Linked DNA regions of Mus musculus: region 2 is linked to region 1. The links are chromatin loops, found by intact Hi-C in ENCODE. Cell type or tissue: left cerebral cortex. All regions are shown on one strand.

Region 1 (5,000 bases):
CTAGCACTCTGAACATTTACCCTCCTTAAGGATCAATTACTGATTACTTTCTTTTATGGTTTATACAGCCTTTATGGGTGATAGAAATTCATTCTTTTGCCTAAATACTGAATTTCTGTCATTAACTAGTAGAAGTCTTACTATGAGTTTGAGAATTCCAACTAAAAATTTCAGTCTTAATCTGCCCTCCCCACACAAGATCTTTAAAACACTGGACCACCAAACAGACAGCATATACCAGCTGATATGAAGTCCCCAACACACATACAGTAGAGGACTGCCAGGTCTATGTTCATTCAGAGATGAAGCACCTAACCCTCAATGGACTCGAAGCCCCAGGAAATTTAGTGGTCAGGTGGAGTGAGGGGGGGGGGCATCCATGTGGAGATGGGGTGAGGTGGCAAGGAGGTATGGAATGTGGAACAGTCAGAGGGTGGATGGGGATGGGTGGGAAGTAGAATATAGAGTGTAAAAAAATGAATTACAAATTAAATTAAAAATAAATAAATAATAAATAAAAATATCCTCTTGGCACCACACATGCTAACTTCCCATTAATCAACATCATGGTGTTTTCTTAAGCAAGATTGCTTTTCCCTCCCACCCAGTACTTCAAAGATACCAGATTCTAATGTCATTCATTGGACTTCTCTCTGTGTGTAATTTCCCTTTACCTGCACTCATTCTACTAATCCCTCTCCAAAGTCTTTTCTCTCTGTTTCCTAAAAAGTCTTTCTCTGCTATTTTTTTTTTTATTATTTCTTGGAGGTAGGAAGTCTCATCATTCACATTTTTTACTCCCTCTAATTACCCTCAACATTTTTATCACAGGGATTTTTATAACTTGGGGATTTAGTTGCATCCCTGCCTTGGCCTAGTTTCTTTTTCCAATAACACCACCAATTTGGTAAATTACATGGGAAAGAAAGAGACAAGAGGAATAAAATAGAATACCTTCTTCTTCTTCCCTTTCCTGTCTTAAGACCTCTCCTTCTGCTTATATAGCCAGTGCTCAGTTATAGCTAAGGATTTCATACAAAGAAGTGGTAAACTTTCTAGTCTCATAATTCTTCACAATGGGTATTTTAGATGTGGGTGACTTAACGTATTCCAATACAAATACCTCTCTGTATACAGTTCTACTGAATGACAAAGTTCCAGGAAAGTGTTCAAATATTTGTAATAGGATGAGAGAGGCAATCACAGACACAAAAGTTATTTGGCCTGTTTAACTACATCACTGAGTCCCTGGCCCCTTTACACTTTTCCTGTCCACTTCCATTTCATCCATTGTTTTCTGTAAATGGGCATTGATGGGGCTTTTTCTGTGTCTACTCTATTTTTTTTTCCATTGCTAAAATGTCTCTTTCCTTTTCTTTGACAAATTCACAGCAAGCCCTGGTCATCACAGGCCTTTGAGCATTTCACAAGACTTTCCTAGGAGAGCTTGCATGACATCAGTGTTTAATAAATAATTCTAACTGCATGTGGTGCTTTCAGCAGCTGTTTTCCTTCATTTCACTCTTTGTCTCACTAATCACTTTCTCAAAAGTTGTAATTTCATCAGGTGTCCCTGATGTCATTGGCACAAAGAATTCTATTGTAGAAACACAATAAAACTATCTTTCTGGATATTATCTCTTATATTTATAGAAATAGACCTACATTTTTTTCTTAATCAGTTTTATTATGTTCTTAGTTAGCTTTTATTTCAGATCAAATATGATATATTTCGGAATCATCATAGTTTTTTTTTTTTAACAAGAAATGATTACAGTATAGCAGAATGTACTAATATTTTATTAGTATTTTCAAATGGAAAGTCATTTTTCTTTCATACTTCACATGAAAATAACAGAGCTTTAGAAAACTAAATGCTGTGAGAGATAATAAATTGTAAGAAAGACAAAAATAAGAGTTGTTTTTAAATAGCTGAGCTTTTGGAAATAACTAAATCCCCTGCTGTTTCCTGGATGTAGAGAAGATTACATAATAAACTGTATATCTGAACTTTCTCATCTGAAAAATGGGTATAATGTGAATTATGACCTTCTCGGGGATTTTTAGACTTTACAATATCAACATGCATCAGGGCTTGGACAAGTTTGACACTTAGAATCATTCAGTAAAAACGTTATTCTTATAAGACATGGGGTTTGGGTTGGACTATGAGAATAATGAGTTAGTCAAAAATTAGACATAAAGAAGGGAAAGGAAGCTACAATGGCAAGATTTCGACTCCCTTATGAATGCTCTCAGGATTATTTATAAACAAGAGATTAATCCAGTAGAGGGTGCCATTGTAGAAGATAGGAAACTAATCTGAAGATGTGGAGTATCAGGGATTTATACACAGAGGAGCTCTGGAGGCTTGCATCCCACAACATTGGATATTGGTTGGCAACACAGATTATTTAGTGTGGAACTAAAAGTAATAAAGTTAAAGTATGTTTGCTGTGCTGGTATTATAATGAAGCTTGGTGAATTCTTAAGTGTAAAAAAGGGAGAACAGAAATGAAAATAAAAGACTTGACTATTGGTGCCGTCTATGTCTTTAAGCAAGCAGCCACACTATTCACCCTGAATGATGAGTCCCTTAATTCTGAGTTGTGACTTGGTGCTAAAGGGCACATTGGTATGTTTCCTCCTTAACTGTGAAATTCTTCACTTTTATTGTTTCTCACTCGCACTTTCAAACCTTGCAAATGCTGTATTATTGCACTATTATATAACAAAATCACTGCTATCTCTCACTTTCCTGTACTGATCTATGCACAGCACCTTCTGTCAAATAAGTCAGGACCCCCGTGTCTGACAAAATCAATTCATCAAAACTGCTGGGCTTCCTACTAATCATCTTTCTCGCAATGTATTACAAAGCACATTAGCAGCCTTTAGTGTTTCAGCTTGGGTGCAGCAAAACAACTTTGTGTTTCACTGCTCTCTTTGAAAAGAAATCAATGGTTTTCAAACTAAACTACTCATGACAATCATGTTAGATTCATTAGCATCTGCCCTGGTTGTCTGTATGGAGGTTCTACTGCAAACTTGATTTGCATTTTTATCTGTAAGGAGCACAAGGTTTGAATTGCCTAAATGTTTCCTTAATTATTGCTCCCATTCTCTTCCACACCCATTCACCTCAAACCTTCCACAAGCAGAGAGCAGGACTAATTAGTATCTAATTGATATTTTTTTCAATACTGCAACAGAATCACTCTCAATACAAAGAGAGTAATTTCATTATGCACTGTAGAGCACACTTAATCAGTCATAATAGCAAATATGGGAGTATTTGTTAGGTCTTTAAAATGCTGCATTTTAAATAAGAGGCACCTGGATATCTCTACTAGATTTTTGTTATATAAATAAGAAAACTTTAAAACAACTCATTTATTCCTTGCATAAAGCTGGGGCATTATTGTACAATCACACAAGTAGGTAGTGCAGACAAGAAAATGAAAAAAAGATAAAGCTTCTTCTGCAAACACATTAATAATTGGGGAGATATTTGAAAAACAACACTGTATGAGACTGTAGATTTGTCCTGAGGATCCTACAGTCACAAGAAAGTGCAAACACTGGTATAAAGATGAGTAAGAGGGACTCCTGTAATCATTGACCCAGAAAGAATGCAGAGAAGTAGCCATTGGTTGGAGGAAAGATTGGCACATTCACTCAGACCAATCAGAAATCACCAAAAATGTAGCAGCATAAGAAAGATATTCTCAGTGGTGTTTGTTGAATGTATTTTATATTTATTAAATACATTCAAGCTATAGAATAATTTCTAACCTCACACTCAACTGAAAGTTCACTGTTTCAAGTTAAAATATTAAGGTGTTCTTTAAAAGATGTAAAAGCAACAAAATGTTTTTATAAATACTATATGTTGGGCTAACTCTGCAATAAATAAGTTTCTGAGCTCTCTAAAATTTAAAGGAACCCCTCAAACAACACACATGCATGCACACACACACACACACACACACACACACACACAGAGAGAGAGAGAGAGAGAGAGAGAGAGAGAGAGAGAGAGAGTGAGAGAGAGAGGAGAGAGAGTTTGTTTCCTTATGGGTTTTATTTGTTTCTTTCTTTGCTTGGTTTTTTTAGTTGAACTAATTTTTTTATTATATTCATCACAATATATATTTTATACCAATCATAAAAACGTTGGATATGTTATTAAATGAACATTAATTGATAAAATCTTTCTGTTTGCTTGTTTGTTTGTTTGTTTGTTTGTTTTTTAGTAGAGCTTGGAAATCTTGGCTCTCACTGTGGTACAACCCCCAAAAGAGAACAATTTTTAGACATTGGTGTTGATTGTAATAAGGCTGTAATTCAATGTCCCTCACATTACCAAAAGATTTTACCTCCATAGTAGCTAAGCTAAGAGTTGACAGTCCTGCTGTGCCAAGGAATGAATTGTAGGCACAATTATTTGGATGCATATTTCCTGTTATGGTCAAAGCTATTTCACTTAAGTGACTTAATTCTCAGCCCACAGGGAAAAGGTTACATTCATTTAAGAAATGGTGTGTGTATTAAGATGGTCTATCCATGAAGTCATTGATCAACTGTTTCAATGAATGGTTGGCTTGGAGGGTGGCAGAGACATTAGGTGAGGGTAAGATTCTGGTTAATTGACTGTGATGATTTTGAAAAGAATTTGCTTCAGAAAAAGAGTAACTTATAAGGTCCTCTTCATCAAAAGTGATATGATCACTATAAATATCAAGCAAAACATTCAGTTTTATTCTTTGTTATTGTCTTATAAGCTACCTCTCAAATTGATTGTATATGTTTCTTTATGCTGTGGAAATAACTTTGAAATATGTAAGCTATTCTGAAAACCATAGTATAGTGTAAAAACATCAAGTAAACAATCCCACTAATAGAAAGGCTGAGATAGGAGAACCATGATCTCAAGATCATTATGTGGTGCACAACAAGACACTGTCACTAACAAACAAGCAGAGAGTGTATAGGGATTG
Region 2 (5,000 bases), 880 kb after region 1:
CTCTTTCTATGCTAACGATGCAAGAAAAAAAATGAGATTGTCCTTACAGCATCAATTGTTCATCAAGTACTGAAATAAATAACGTAACTACTTCCTGTGTCATTTTTATACATTTTACCAAGAGCAACCAAGGAAGTAGATTGGCATTTGTTTAAGCTGTGAGTCACTCATAATATAAAAACTCATGCAGAAAACACATGGAGGCCTATCCTGTACTTAAAAACAGGTGACATCATCAAAAATAGTTTCAGGTGCTTTGTTTTTGTAAATAATTTTAGACATCTGGAATGATATTATCTAGCATTTAAATGAATAATTTCTTTTGATACTTTCACAATAAAAAGCACATATATATATATATATGCACTGCAAGAACTTTTCACTTTTAACTTCTAGAAAAGGCATTGCTTCAGCTAATGGATGGATCACAGGGCTCCCAATGGAGGAGCTAGAGAAAGTACCCAAGGAGCTAAAGGGATCTGCAACCCTATAGGTGGAACAACATTATGAACTAACCAGTACCCCTGAGCTCTTGACTCTAGCTGCATATGTATCAAAAGATGGCCTAGTCGGCCATCACTGGAAAGAGAGGCCCATTGGACACGCAGACTTTGTGTGCCCCGGTACAGGGGAACGCCAGGGCCAAAGGGGGGGAGTGGGTGGGTAGGGGAGTGGGGGTGGGTGGGTAAGGGGGACTTTTGGTATAGCATTGGAAATGTAAATGAGCTAAATACCTAATAAAAAATGGAAAAAAAAAAAAAAAAAAAGAAACAAATCCTTAATCTGATAGATGGAGATTAAAAATCATGGGCACTGGTAAACATTCTGATACCTCTCAAAGTATACTATCTTGAATTATTTGATTTGTGATTTTTGCATAAACAGTTATATGCACATTTGAAAAAGATCCTGGAAAAGTGGTACAGTGTGGTGATTATGTTTACGGTTTGGGGAAGTAAAATGTACCAATTATAAAAAAAAATAAAAAATAAAAAATAAATATCTTTCTTTCAAAAAAAAAAAAAAAGAAAAGGCATTGCATTACAACTGCAAATTAGTTCACCAAAGACCTTATCCAAGAACACAAAGAAACACAATTATATTTCCAGAAGCACTGACTATTCCCCTAAATTGCCATCATCAGAAGAACCAGCTGCAATGATCCTCCTTAGATTTTGGCTGCAGGCAAATAAAGTGTTAGAAGTACTTTTGGGAAAGGGATGCAGGAAAATGAAATGAGGTAACTAATTATTGAATTAAGTTCGTGTAGCTTGGGGGGAACAGTCATTTGTGAAGAGCATATATCCCACTAAAAACCTGTGCTATGTAAGTTTAAAAGACATCATATTCATAAACGTGCTATGTCCTTTCCTGGTTTATTTAATGAATTTGTTGCTAACTTCACTATATTATCCATAGTTGAGTGAGACTGAGGCATCTATCTATTATGTTCCTTTCTTTTACAGTCTAAGTTTTGACAGAGATCTGAACTTTTTATATTCTTCAAAGTTTCTAGAAAAAAAAGTTTGTTCCAAGTCTCAACTGACAGTATCTAATTAAGCTTTTTTTTCTCCTTAGCTAGCCTCAGGAAAGACATTTAAAAGATACAAGAGCAACAAATACAAAAGTACCCACTAATGACTGATAGATAATCACCTGTTTTGTCTTTGAAACCTCCATTCTGGAATTCCAGAGGATAATTTTCACCCCTTAAAAAGCAACATGTGTTATGTACTATTGTTTATAGGTGCCTGCTCACTAAGGAACAATGCAATTAATTGTTGTCCATCCCTTTATTTGGGCATCTGTGATCCATCTGTACAGCACACACAGACTCCAGCACAAATAATAATTCTGTGGCTTTCTCTTTTCTCAGATTTTTCTGTATTTTGGTCCATGCTTTCTTTTACCAAAAAAAAAAAAAAGTGCCTATGTCATATTTTAATCATACTGTTTAAGCCTAATTTATTAAAATTCTTATATAGGTTAAAAGGCTGACTTTACAAAGGCACCTGTATTCTTATTTTTAAGGAAAAAAATTGGCTAATTTAATTTAGGGTCTCACTAGTTCAGTATGAAAGAAGCGAAGTTGTCATCCATGCTAGAAATATACAAACATTTTTAGATCTATTTTCACCTATTTACTCTGTGTTGATTTGTTGGTAGGTATACTTGAACATTTCTAGTTGCCCTTTTTATTTTACTTTTCTTTGAGGGAGGATATGATAATGACAGCACAGTCTGTGAGCATTACAAGGACAATGCTTGGCAAAGGTACATGGAGGAACTTTTCAAAGTGTTCCTCTTGTCAGCAGTATCCTAGACAGTTGTAAGATGTTATGAAGGATTCATTAATAAAGTCTGCATGAAGTGGAATAGGCTTGATACTTTATAGATACCACGTACCCCATTTATCTGTGTTAACTGGCTGAAATCTTTTGTGCCTGGCTAGTGCATAATTAACATGTCACTATAAAACTGCTCAGCGTTTGGAAGAATAAATTCACATTCCATTAAATAAGGATCATCACCACTTTAATGGTCTGCATGTTGCATTTTAATAGCCGTATAAGTAACCAGAAAATTAAATAGGTCTTTTATCTAATATGCATTTTCACATTTAAGAGTACTCCTTGCAAAAGATAACTGGGTTGGCTGCAACTGATCAGGGTCCATTAATGTGAGATGGCTTGTGATGCAGTACATTTTCTAATACCCGGTGTGTGGAAATGTTATGCAAATTATTTGTAAATGTGAAACCCTCAAGAGCAAAGCTGCATTAACTGTTCCTATTGCGAAGGTACGGTCAATAATTCACAGCCATCAATAGCCGAACTGAAAATAAATTGTTTCTGTGCAGTTGCAAACTGCAGTAGAAATGGAAACAGCACCATCTTCTGGATTTCAGGAGCTTAGAGCGGCTCATGAACTGCTGCTGGTCGTTGCTTTCTTTGGTCAAAGTTCCAAATGATATTCAGAGTTGCATGTGAACGCTGTTGTAAAACACTTTACAGTCTGCTTTAAAATTCTAAAACATGAAGGTGTATATAGTTTCTAACTAAACTGTGCATGAATAAGACATAAGCATTTTTATGGTTTAAAGTTTTATATATTATTCTCAGTTACATCTTCCAGTACAATAAATGTGATATTTGACCTAGATTGTTTTAGTTCTTCATTGCCATTGCAAATTTATAAAAGTCTCAAAGTGAAATAATAAATAAAACAACCATTTTGGGGAAAAAGTAAAACAAATTATATATATATATATCGTCTATAAATACACCCACTGTGCTCCACTGTAATGCAAAGTGAATGAATAAATAAATAAATTCCACAAAAACAAATGCGAGAATGAGAAATTGGCTAAGACTTTCATAGTTAAGACCATAATTTAATCATCTTTTCTCACTAATCATTAGCTCTGAGGTGACGAGCTATTCAAATGTCAGTCTCCTTTACTGTCATCATAATCTTAGTGGAAATATGGATCTCATGAATATGACTTGTCAATACAAGTAGTACATTTAAGATACTTTTATTTTTCCTGTTATGAGAAAATCAGAAAGTTTGAGGACAGTGGATGAAGAAACAAGATCGAAGGTCTATTAAGCTTGGTACCATGAGAATGCTGAAGGAGGTGGAGATTTTCTACCCTGTGTCCTTCGTAAAATTCTACCTCGCCTCTGCTTTCTCTCCATGATGTGGCCCTCTAACTTTGTATTCCTCTTCTCCCGTCCTCAGTCCTGGCAGTCCTCTCCTTTATGGGTTACTTGGTATGCTCGATAACATAAGTCTCCTCAGCTACTGAACTCAAGCAGTACATTTTAGGCCAATCTAACCTGCGGCTTCTACTCTGTGTGGGCTGAATGGTCCAGGACAATTGTTGACCAATCATCAAACTCTGGTAGGTTCACACAAGACCCTAAACTTGATTCTTAATCTTCTTGATGTTTTCTTCTAATGCTTAGTTTTAACCAGCTTGCAACTATCGACATCCCCAAACCATTCCATGATACCAAAAGTAGGTTTTGGCATTCATTTTTCCCTTCTCTTTCTTCAAGGAAATTTGTTTCAGATGAGGTTGTAAAATAGGACTTGAGATGTCTCAGGGGTTAAGAGCTCATACTGTTCAAGAGAAGGCATGTTTTCGAATCTTTGAAGCCTCATATTCATGAGGACCACTAACATCAGTTAACTCCAGATCCACAGTGATCTAACACTTCTGGCTTCCATGGATGTCTGCCCTTATATGGATGAATCCACACACAGACACACACACTCATATACATGATTAAAATAAAATAAAGTTTAAGAAAGAAAAAAAAGCATAAAAACATCAGGTGTAAATATAAGGTAGTGTTGACTGAAATTATTTGCAATCATGATAATATTCTTTTCTCTCTCTCTCTCTCTCTCTCTCTCTCTCTCTCTCTCTCTCTCTCTCTGACCTTCTTCCTCCTCCTCCTCCTCCTCCTTCTCCTTCATTTGTTGGGATAGAGGACCATCATTCACAACCCTTGGCATAGCTCTTGATTTTACCACAACTTCGATTTATTTCACACTAGTGTATTTTGTTTATTTATATCTACCCATCTCTCTCCTTGTTCACTCTTTTACTCTCGTCATCTTTACTTTTTCCAACATATGCATGCATTTCTAATGGGTATGTAGAAAATTTGTATAGCTTTCACTAAAAAGAAAATCAACAAAATTATATTTATGTCACATGTTCACCTTATCTATACTGTCAAATTTATTAGAAATGAAATAAAATAAAATTGGTGTTATTAGTCTTTAGTCTGTAAAGGTTGAATAATTGAGTGTGACACTAAGGTTCTAGTGTGAATGCTGCCTGACAACTCTATGAACATGAATGAGTAACCCAGAAGTGTGGTATGCAGATTACAATGAACATTCATACGCTGTCAACCACATAACTAATCATCATTAAATCATAATAATTTGAGCATAATAACAGTAAGTTGTGAAGTTTTTAT

What was found. A loop is a pair of places that touch in the nucleus more often than their neighbours do. Peaks named below come from ENCODE experiments on the same cell type or tissue, not always from the same donor. Only the 100,000 strongest peaks of a DNase experiment are listed, where the experiment ranks them.
Region 2: a loop joins it to region 1, with 9 times the contacts of the local background. A loop is called at or near these places in 5 of 42 quality-filtered maps.

Annotation. Positions count from the first base shown.
Region 1 is chr15:18,397,603-18,402,602 of GRCm38, forward strand. No RefSeq gene overlaps it. Among named protein-coding and RNA genes, the nearest start is that of 4921515E04Rik, 30 kb to the left of the region's middle. In left cerebral cortex, a CTCF peak has its summit at 2,299 (motif pointing right); a DNase peak (open chromatin) is centred at 2,354.
Region 2 is chr15:19,273,753-19,278,752 of GRCm38, forward strand. No RefSeq gene overlaps it. Among named protein-coding and RNA genes, the nearest start is that of Gm35496, 91 kb to the left of the region's middle. In left cerebral cortex, a CTCF peak has its summit at 2,892 (motif pointing left); a DNase peak (open chromatin) is centred at 2,817; H3K4me3 peaks cover 386 bases; H3K27ac peaks cover 223 bases.